Regions from separate parts of the Homo sapiens genome. Here region 2 is linked to region 1. Evidence: chromatin loops called from intact Hi-C (ENCODE). Cell type or tissue: ovary. All regions are shown on one strand. Each heading gives the region's core, and the rest is flanking DNA. Links, peaks and the distances in the headings are about the cores only.

The links. Peaks named below come from ENCODE experiments on the same cell type or tissue, not always from the same donor. Only the 100,000 strongest peaks of a DNase experiment are listed, where the experiment ranks them.
Region 2: it touches region 1 in a loop (2.7-fold over the local background); 22 of 110 quality-filtered maps call a loop at or near these places.

Annotation. Positions count from the first base shown.
Region 1 is chr21:45,135,183-45,140,555 of GRCh38, reverse strand. All of the region lies in intron 2 of ADARB1 (adenosine deaminase RNA specific B1), which reads right to left. Among named protein-coding and RNA genes, the nearest start is that of ADARB1, 63 kb to the right of the region's middle. RefSeq lists an enhancer at 1,588-1,882. In ovary, for the core only: CTCF peaks have their summits at 1,780 (motif pointing right), 3,110 and 3,310 (motif pointing right); DNase peaks (open chromatin) are centred at 1,751 and 3,275.
Region 2 is chr21:45,818,337-45,823,709 of GRCh38, reverse strand. All of the region lies in intron 4 of PCBP3 (poly(rC) binding protein 3), which reads right to left. Among named protein-coding and RNA genes, the nearest start is that of PCBP3-AS1, 15 kb to the left of the region's middle. RefSeq lists an enhancer at 1,270-1,955. In ovary, for the core only: a CTCF peak has its summit at 2,971 (motif pointing right); DNase peaks (open chromatin) are centred at 1,089, 1,849, 2,959 and 3,799.

The DNA of each region.
Region 1 (5,373 bases), core at 318-5,317:
ACTGAGTCTTAGAAGCGGCCCTACAGCACCATCTGCTGTTCTGCAGAGGTCACTCAACGCTCCACACCACAGCAACCAAGCCAGGAGCCACCCAGAAGCTACAAGGCATGGGCTGCCAGGGGCGGACCTGTACCTCACAGCCTGGTCTAGGTGCTCTGCTGAATACAAACCATCTGATGGGACATCAACATCAGACAAGGTCGCCCTGGGCCCTGATGGGTAGGACATCTGCACGGGGTAAGAGGAAACTTTTTGGGGTAAGAATATTCTCTACCTCAGCTGCTTGGTGGTGTGGCACTGGCATACATTTGTCAGAATATATTAGAGTGCACACTTTAGAAGAATGATTTTTGGCTGGGTTGAGGTGGGTGGATCACCCGAGGTCAGGAGTTTGAGACTAGCCTGGCCAACATGGCAACACCCCATCTCTACTAAAAATACAAAATTAGCCGGGCATGGTGGCGGGCGCCTGTAATCCCAGCTACTAGGGAGGCTGAGGCAGGAGAATCGCTTGAGCCTGGAAGGCAGAGGTTGCAGTGAGTAGAGATCATGCCATTGCACTCCAGCCTGGGTGACAAGAGCGAAACTCTGTGTCAAAAAAAAAAAAAAAAAAAAAAAAAAAGAGTTTTATTGTCTGTACATTTTACCTCAGTAAATCCAATTTTAAAAAAATCAAGAGATCCCAGAAGAAAACAAATTCTATAAGAAAGGTAAGTCTCAATTTGAAATAAAATAGAAAATACACATATTTCAAGAAGAATGAATTAAATGGGTTCCAAGAAACAGAATGAATAAGCTGGAAAAGGCTGGCGATAGCATAAGAAAGGCAGTGGTCCCTCTCAACAAGAGAACACGGAGAGGCAGAAGTGCTGATGCTCAGGGCCCACGGGCGCACGCGGCCCCACACTACCACTCACCACGCTCGCTGCGCCCGACAGGCACCTTCCCTGCCCCACGTGACAGAGGAGGAAGCTGAGCATGGGAGTTGAGACACTTGCTCGACCGCTGGATCCAAACTCAACTCCATTCCCCACTCTGCTCTACCACTCCATGCCAGGCAAGAATATGGGAAAAAGAGAAAACGGAGCCAAAAAATCAAGGAAACCAGGAGAAAGAGAAAACGGAACCAAAAAAATCAAGGAAATCAGGAAAAAGAGAAAACAGAACCAAAAAATCAAGTATACCAAATCCAAGTATAAAGCAAATTAAACTGTGGCATGACTTTCAGCAATCGTCATAATAATATAAGTGCCATTTATGAATTTGGAACTTTGATTGAACCAAGGTTACAGAACAGAAGAAGTTTTCTACTTTGGTAACACAGAAGACAAACAAGGCTGGGAGCAGTGACTCACGCCTGTAATCCCAGCACAGTGGGAGGCTGAGATGGGTGGATCACCTGAGCCCAGGAGTTCAAGACCAGCCTGGGCAACACAGCAAAACCCCGTCTCTACAAAAACTACAAAAATTAGCCAGGCATGGTGGCATGCGCCTGTAGTCTCAGCTACTCAGGAGGCTGTGGCAGGTGAATCGCTTGAACCCGAGAGGCGGAGCTTGCAGTGAGCCAAGATTGTGCCACTGCACTCCAGCCTAGGCAACAGAGCGAGACTCTGTCTTAAAAAAAAAAAAAAAAGAAGACAACAAACTGACAGAGGTCAGACAAACTGACACCACCGAGGAGCTGAGGGCCAGATAAGTGCTTCTGCTGCCTTCCATGCAGGAAACTGAGAGGCCGCCCAGGGCCCACAGGCCACGAGCACATGGGCCACTCAGTCTCTAGGATGACCAGCAGGGGGCGTGGTTTCAGGCTTGGTAAGCTGATCCAGTGCTCGTCCTGAAGCCCTTTCCCCTACCCCTCTACCAAGGGTGCCACAAAAATGAAAGGCTCATTTTCTGTCTCTTTTGTGACTAAAGCTGGCCACAAAACACACTTCTTGCCAAGGAGAAAGACACAGTTCTGGTGAAAGACAGGTGAAAATATGCTGAGGGCTTCCACAATGTCTCTGACAAAAGGAATAGACAAGAGCTCCACGGCCTGCTCCTTCTCAGTTGTTCCTGCCTTAAACACAGAAGTGGTGTCTAAAGCTGCTGCTGCTGTACTGCAGCGATACTCACCCAGAGCCCTAAGATGGCTGAACTCTGGACTAGCTCTAGCAAACTCCTCCCTCTGGATTACTTACGACATAAGAAGTGCGTATATACATCCAAGGTGTGTAAGATACTGTGAGTCATGCTGTGACCTTCACCCAGAATCAATCCTAAATGATACAGGAAAAGAAGGTTGGAGAAACGTCACGGAGCTAAATCCTCCTCCATGTGAACTAACAGTGCACAGTTAATGTCTAAAGTTCATAAATCAAACAATAGCAAGTGCAGGATGCAGCCCTTTCTCTTGGTTAAGCTCCTATTATGTTGCATCTCTGTCACTTATAGCCAATCCTAATACTAATTAATATAGAAATACAAATATCTAAAATGCATTTTAAAAAATCAGTGATGCCACTGAGGAGGGCAAGAGCTATACTCTATCGCTTCTCATCAAAAGCCCTTCTAAGTTTGAGGGCATCACTCCCATAGAAATTGAAATTAAGCACAGGTCTGCCCTTTTCCTGCCCCCAGCAGGCCCAGCCTCTCCCTCCCCTCCAGCCCACCAGGCTTCTGGAGTCATATCCAGAGCCCCTCCTGCCTGGGGTGCCCACCTCCCATGCCATCTCCCTGGAAAACAAACCCAGCTTTCCAGACTTGCTGCAACCCTACATCCATGAACTCTCCTGCCCTGCCTCCTGGGCACACCTCCTTCCATCCCCACTTTCCTCACAGTGCCACCATCATCACAGGCTTCCTCCCCTCCACACCCACCAGGCTGTTCACATGCAGTGGGCAGAGACTGTATCTGAACCCTCAGAGCCTCAATCAGGGGCAAGGCAGAGGCCAAGCTCCATCACTGAACGCAGACATCCTCACACCGTCCTCTGAAGAGACTTCAAATGTTTTATTTTAAATCGGATTGATGGGCCTTCACACATCAGGGGACTGTTGGTCACTAAAGCACAAAGCTCCTGGCACACCCGAAGGGCCACCCACGTACCCTCAGACCAAGGAAGGGCAGCCAAGGGGCAGGAATGGCCAAGAGCCCCATCCCCACCACCAGCATGGCGATGGCGTAGGTTAAGAAGGGGGTCAGCAGTCATCAGTCTTCCAGAACTCTCGACATATCAGGATCACAAGCGGCTGCAGGCTGGAACCTCAGCCTCCAGCACCTTACACAGGGGAATCTGCCCACAAGAGGGAGCTGCTGTGTCACTCCGAGTCCCTCCATGTAGAAAAAGCCTTTGGGAACTACTGAACAGAAGTAAATTCAGATTGTCCTGGATCTACACGTGAATCTTCTCACTTCTTGCCTTTTACACACACACCAGTCTTCAAGGTCTGGATTCATTACTTTTAGTTTAGTCATGCTCAGAGCACAGCAAAGCTAAAAGAAAATTACCAATTTCTAAGAACTTCAGATATTTATGATTTTACACCCAACAGTGTGTATTTTGTTAAATTCTTATCTATTCAAGTCATACTTCTGTGGTTAATTGTGTACTTCTTCAGAACCTTAAAGCCACATATAAACTGGGAATCCAACCACTTCTTAGGAATTTTTTTAACTTGATGCTGTTTAAACCAAGCTTTACTCAGATTATTTTTTAAGTAGAAAACAATCCCAAGTCACAAACTCCCTTGTTCCACACCTACCTACCAGTGTCCCTGGCCCCTGTGGACACCAGCTGGGGGCGGGATTCTCCCTGCAGCGCACACACCAAGCAACCTGGGGGAGAGCGGCAGGGTGCCTCCTCTGGGTGCGGGGACACCCCTGCTCTCCCAGCAGCCGCTGGCTGGTGGGGCAGCTCTACTGTTTTCTACCCCCGCCAGCTGTCCCCACAGGACTGGTCTGTCCCCACATTTGTCCCCAGGCCTCGGTCAGTGCCTCCCCACAGGGGCTCAGTACATGTTTGTTGTTAAAGGAATGATTCTCTCTTGAGCGCTGCTACAGGTTCTGAAACATGGTGCCGGGCGTAGCAAACATCACGACTCCACAGCCCACTTCACAAGCAGCAGTTCCACTTGTCTGCACCACTTGACGTTATTTTCCCTAAATCTGGTGTATCTGTAGTTCTTCCCTGTCATCTCAGCTTAGGCTGAGGCCCCAGGTCTGAGGAAGAAGAATGCTAAGGGTCCACATGTTTTTAAGAGCAGGGTCTCCCCACCCATCATGTAGAGCTTGCTGGAAGCCTGGAAAGCCTGCCCTGCTGTCCCTCACTCATTCCCGCACGAGGGCACCTGACAGGAGGCCAGAACCAGAGCTCAGAGACAGTGGACCTGTCCTAAGAGAGCGAGTCCTCACAGCAGCTGGCCACCAAGAAGGGGAGGGAGTTCGTGGTCCTCCACTCCTTCCCCTGGTTTTACTCCCCTCCCTCCGATCCCTCTGATCCCTCCCACCCCCATGGGCCCAGGGACACCACAGGATGAACACAGGCGCATATGACTCACATTGTGTCCCTGCTCTGATGCTGCCTAGTCCCGTGGCTGCTGGCGGCCTCTAAAATTAGAAGGGTCTTTGGAAAGGGGCTGTGCATGGTCAGATTTTCAGGACAGCACTCAGCTTCACCCACCCCCATCACAGAGGACCCACCGGGGAGGGTGAGGGGCAGCACAGTCTCCACTGGGCCCACCTGCAGTCCAGGACCACAGGACCCACAGAGGGCCCTCTTGACTGTGGCCACACCTTTCTGCTGACATTCTACACTTCATATGTTTTTTTTCCAATTTTTCTAATACATTTCGAAATGTGGATGGCAGACTTGTCAGTTCCAGAAAGCCTTTCTCGCACTCTGCCTTCATCTTCTGAGGCCTCACTTTGCTTTTCGACCTAAATTAGGTCCTGTCTCTTCTAGTCTTTCTGCTTCATTAGGGGCTACTCTGTCTATCTACCGCTCACGGTTTTGAGGTCACCAACTCAGGACCCCGTATCTGTATGCACTGACAGGCAGGCAGCACACAGTGGTCCTGCTGAAAGCAGCAGTTTGGTCTTTTCCTCTTAAATCACTGAGTCCTCTGAGATTCCCTGGAAGGAGATATTCTCCACCTGTTTATGGTTTTAACTCCCCTCAGTATGCAGCCACACTAAGGGGTGCCAGGAGGATGCAGACAGCTGACAGTTGTTGTCATTCTGGCAGGCCGGTCAGCACACGGAGTGTGGAGGCCTCTGCCAAGGAACAGGGCGGAGGGCTCTCTCTGCCCTGTGGGTTTGAATGCAGCCAAAGCATCTTGGGATCTGGAAATCCTACCCAGCACACAGTCCTCCATGAGAACTTCCAATTCCAG
Region 2 (5,373 bases), core at 151-5,150, 680 kb before region 1:
TGGGGTCCTTTGCCACACTCTTTGAGGAGCATCCCTGAACCCAGGCCCATGGGCCCTGAATTGCCACAGCTGCCCTGCAGGAACCCGTCGGCCACCCCTTTGGGTGAGTCAGTGAATCACAGAGCCAAAGATCGCAGCCCATGCCAAGCCCACACACTGTGTGAGGACCAGGAAAAAACTCTCAGAAGAACGGACACGCGTGGTTCTGCGGGACATGAAAGGGAATCTGCACAGCGGAAAGTCCACGCCTGGGGTGGGAGGTCAAGGGGGTTAAATGGCTGCACTTTCCACTCATGAAGAGACCAGACACCACCTCAACCGAATCCCCAGCAGGACTTCTCCTGGAGCTGCACAGTGTGGAAGGTCCCCTGAAGGAATTAAGGCCGACGTTTTCTGAAACTCTGAAACCCTGTGTTCCTGGCACAGCAGAGCAGCCATGCCAGCGGGCGCTGGGGAGGACGACATGCAGGGAACAGAGGTGACTGACCTGAGGGGTCATGGGGACTGCAGAGGTCATTTCACAAAAGGTGCCAGTACAATCAGTTTTAGGCCAGAAAGTTAAAAAGTCTAATTCTAATCTCACCCACTACGTCAATGTGAGTCCTTGTAAAATTTTAAAAGTAAGAGTTGAATAAAACTACAATCTTATCTCACCCTTAGGTTGCACAGACCGATGTCCTATAAGAGGACAGCATGGAGGGGGAAGACCTTACCCCCCGCTAGGGCCCAGGTCAGCCTCACATGTGAGTCACAGTGACAGGGTGTGCCCGATACCATGGGGTGACAGTGGTACTTCACCTCTGGGGGCTTCCTCCTCAAACTCATAGCCCCTTCCTGTACCCATGAGAAAAGCATCAGACAGATCCCAGCAGAGGGATAGCCTGAAAAATGCCTGATTAGTCCTGCTCAGGACAGTCAAGGTCACCAAAACCAAGAAGAGTCAGAAACTCACAACCAAGATGGGTGTGTCCTGTGCCAGGTCTGCCCCTCGTGCACCTAACCCTGTCCCTCACTCTCCTAACCCTGTCCCCTGCTGGGTCCGCCCCTCACTCTCCTAACCCTGTCCCATGCCGGGTCCGCCCCTTGCTCTCCTGGCCCTATCCTGTGCTGGGTCCGCCCCTTGCTCTCCTAATCCTGTCCCATGCCAGGTCCACCCCTTGCTCTCCTAACCCTGTCCCATGCCATATCCGCCCCTCACTCTCCTGGCCCTGTCTTGGGTCTGTTATCTGCTTAACTGACAATTTTTAAAGAACCATTTTTAAAAAATCATTTTTATAGTCACCTGGAAAGAGATCAGTTCTTGCTATGGTTGATTTATAGCTTCTTGGGGGATGTGTCCAGTTTTAACCATGAAACATTTAAAAGAACGCAGAACACCGGAGAAGGCCCCAGAAAAGGCAAAAGAGGAGCTAAAGAAATGGACAGTGCGGCCAGAGGAAAGGCTCAGGCTGCAGTGGGGGCTGAGGACCCCGATGGCTCCCAGGATGACGGTGCCGGTGCCTGTGCCTGCAGGAGTCCTGCCAGCTTCTCCTGACCTTCAAAAGGGTCAAACGAGCAAATGGCCTCACACTGAACACAGAGAGATACCGGAGGCTATGGGTGATAGTCACACGTTGAGGGACATTGTGAAACCACTTCCCAGGGTGAGCAGGGAAGCAAGCTCAGTTCCAGGTGTCCTCCAGAGGATGAGCATGTGGAATATCATTTCTCAAGGCTCATGATTTTGGGGTCTGATAAATAGCTAAGTTGTCAGGAAAGAGAAGGTAGGAAAATGATGAGAGCAGGTGTCGGAAACGCCGAGTGACAATGCACCCTAAGGAGGAGCCTCCCCTGGGCGGTGCCTCCCTGACACTGCCGGTGCTTGCAGGACGGAAGCTCGAAGGGCCAGGGCTGGGCTCTGCTGCCTCCCATGACCTGGAGCTCCAGTACAGTAGAGGGAACAGAACCCCAACCCCAGTCTGCATGACAGCCACAGAGCACCAGCAAGAAGTGACAAGAGCAGGGAAGGGAGCAGAGACAGGCTGCAACATGTCACGAGCAGTCAGCATCACACGGGAGGACAGGAGGGTCCCGTGGAGAAGCCAGAACAAGAACCAGGGAGACAGGTGAGGAAGAGAGTTCTAGAAATGAGTTAGGGGAGGGGGCGGGGCCCACAGCAGGGTGCAGGCAGGGAAGAGTATTCTAGAAATGAGTTAGGGGAAGGCACAGGGCCCACAGCGTGGTGCAGGGGGAAGAGTGTTCTAGAAAAGAGTTGGGGGAAGGTGCGGGGCCCACAGCACGGTGCAGGGGGAAGAGTGTTGTAGAAAAGAGTTGGGGGAGGGTGCGGGGCCCACAGCGTGGTGCAGGGGGGTACTGGACCTCAGTTGAGGACCTCCTGGGCTGGACATCAGGCTGGAGCTCAGTGTGTGCTGGGCCAGTGTGACCCAGGAGTCACTGGCGACCCTGAGGGTCTTGGAGCCCCTGCGGAATCCAGGATTAGGGAGAGGCTGCACAGGAGAGGGGGTCCCTCCCAGCCTGCCAGGCAAAAAGTGGGAACCGGGAAGGGGGAGCAGGTCAAGAGTTGAAAGATGCTGTTCTCAAGAAAGGATTCTGCCTCTAAAAAGAGAAAAGGTACCAAGTTAGCCCAGGTCACAACGCCAGGCTCGCTGGCTCTGCAAGACAAGGGTGCTTTGCAGAAGCCACATGGATGGACAAGGACGAGGGGCCGGGTCTCCTCTCAGAACGCACTCCTCAGACACAGGTGTGCTATCACTGCTGTGGCCTTCAGAGTCTGAGGCTCTGTCCTCTCGAGGCTGTATCCCGCAGGGTCCTGAGGGCCTCTGCTGAAGGCGGGGCACACAGCCCAGATCGTGTGGCCAACAGAGCTGCCTGTCTGCTGCAAGGATGAAAAAGCGCCTCCCACCAGGATATTTCTAAACCGGGAGAAAAGGACGTGGCTCAGATACGTCAGCCCTGCCACGAGGTGGCAGCAGAGGTCCATGGTCATCCCCCAGGTCCCAGGAACTCCCTCCTCTGGCTTCTCAGAAACCAAGGTGCCTCTGGGGCTTGGCTCTAACCCAGGGGTCTGCAGGCCCCGCTGGCTGCCCATATCCACAATCCACGTTTCCCCGGAGCACAGTCTCACCCCCTCCTTGACTCGTGGTCTGCAGCTGCCTTCCAGCACCAGGTCAAGGCCACGCACACTGCAGACCGTGTGGCCCGCAGAACCCAAGCCACCTGTCCTATCCTGACCTGGGTCATCACAGGCCCTCACAAGGATTGTGGGAGAACAGCAGCCAAGCTGAAGTGCCAACACTGCGTGACATCCTCCTGGGCCTGGCACTCCTATCCGTGGGTGACAAAGTTCCCAGACAGCAAAGCGACGAGATAAAATGGGGCCCATGGGGCCAGGTAGGCGCAACGACCTCACAGGCAGCAAAGGTGTGCTGGCCCGTGGTGCCCACTGCCATGGCAGCCGGACTGGGTGTTCCCAGGACGGATACACTTGACATGGACACACCAAAAACACCTGACAGCCGGGAGAAGGCCAGCATCATCCCACACATAGCCGAGAGCCAGGAAAAGGCCAGCGCCACTCCCTTCAGAGGAGATGAGGTCTGAGCTGGTCCATGGGTCAGAGCCAGTGGCTGAAACGGAGACCCAGTCTCCAGGGAAGACCCGCAACAGTCCTGCGGTGTAGAGCAAACATTCACCCCACCTTCCCCAGCGGGCCTGAGTAACTGCCTGGAGTGACAGCATGATGGGCAGAGTGAGTGGCCAGGCCCTGGACCTTCAGACAATGGCTGGGTCTGGGGCCTGAGCTCCTGCCCACTCCAGGGGACTCAGACACCATCATGGACCCACAATTAACATGACAGACGGAGCTTGGCCCGAGTCCATCTGGCAGAGGCCCTGTGCCCGCACACCCATCTGCTAGACGTTCTGGTACAGCACTGGACAGAGGCGCCCAGCAGCTGCCAGACAAGCCCTCTGGCCCCGGCCTTGAGCAGGATATTAAGGCAGAAAAGGCCAAGTACAGTCCCCAGGAGCCTTCCCCACCTCAGCCAAGATAGCACCTGGGGAAGACTGTAGAATCTACACTACCATCAAGGACTTCAGGGCTGCGTGGGCGGTTTGACCCCTTTCCATTTTCCACTCTAGAAACCAGATGGACTCTGGGGACAACAGTGGCTGCCGGCCTCGGCCTTGGGGTGCCCAACGGCAGTGTCGTGCCAGGTGTGGTCTCTGCACCTGCATCCGCTTACTTGATGAACATGCCCTTCATCCCGTCTGTAAAGAGGATCAAAATTAGACTGTGTGTTCTTGGGAGAAGAGCAAATACATAACCAGCGCTTTCCCTCAGAGCTAAGGGAGCCCTTCCTGCTCTGTCACAGGACAGTCTTCAGGGACTCCGACTGCTTTGTTTAGGTTTTATTTTTTAGAGCAGCAAACTGAGCACAAAACACAGAGATTTCCTATATACCCCCATCCCCCACGGCCCATCCCCCACAGCCCGCCACCAGAGCAGTACATGAGTCACAACCAAACCCATGTGGGCACATCACCACCCCCCAGGTCCAGAGTTCACAGCAGGGCTCACGCTCGGTGCTGTACTCTGTGGTTTGGGCAAATGTGTAATGACACGCATCCACCATTACAGCATCACCCGGAGTATTTTCCCTGTAGTAAAAGTACTCTGTGATCCACCTACACATCCATCTCTCCGCCCAACTCTTGGCAACCACTGATCTTTATACTATTTTTATAGTTTTGTCTTTTCCAGAATGTCATATAGTTGGAATCGTATAGCATGCAGCCTTTTCAGGCTGGCCTCTTTCACTAAGTAACACGCATTCAAGGTTCCTCCGCATCACTTCATGGTTTGACAGCTCATTTCTTTGTAGTGCTGAATCATATTCCACTGTCTGGATGCACCACTGGTGTATTCATTTGCCTACTAAAGGATGTCTTGGTTGCTTCCAAGTGTTGGCAATGATAAACAAAGCTGCTATAAACATCTGTGTGCAGGTTGTTGTGTAGGCTGAAGTTTTCAAATCCTTTGAGTAAATACCAAGGAGCATGACTAATAGATCTCACGGTTAGAGAGATTTTAGTTTGCAAAGTGATGCAACCACTTGGGAAGGTAGTTTGGCAGTTTCTTACAAAACTGTGGCAGTTTCTTACAAAACATTCTGCAAATGGCAAAACTATAGTGACAATAAAAACATGAGTGGTTGCCAGGGGCTTCAGGGACGGGAGGAGTGAGTACGTGAAGCGCATGGGGGCAGTGGAGCTCTTCTGTATGACACAGTAATGACAGGGACACGTGTCACTGGACACTTGTCAAAACCTGTGTTCAACACAGTGAGCCCCAATGCAAACTATGACCATCCG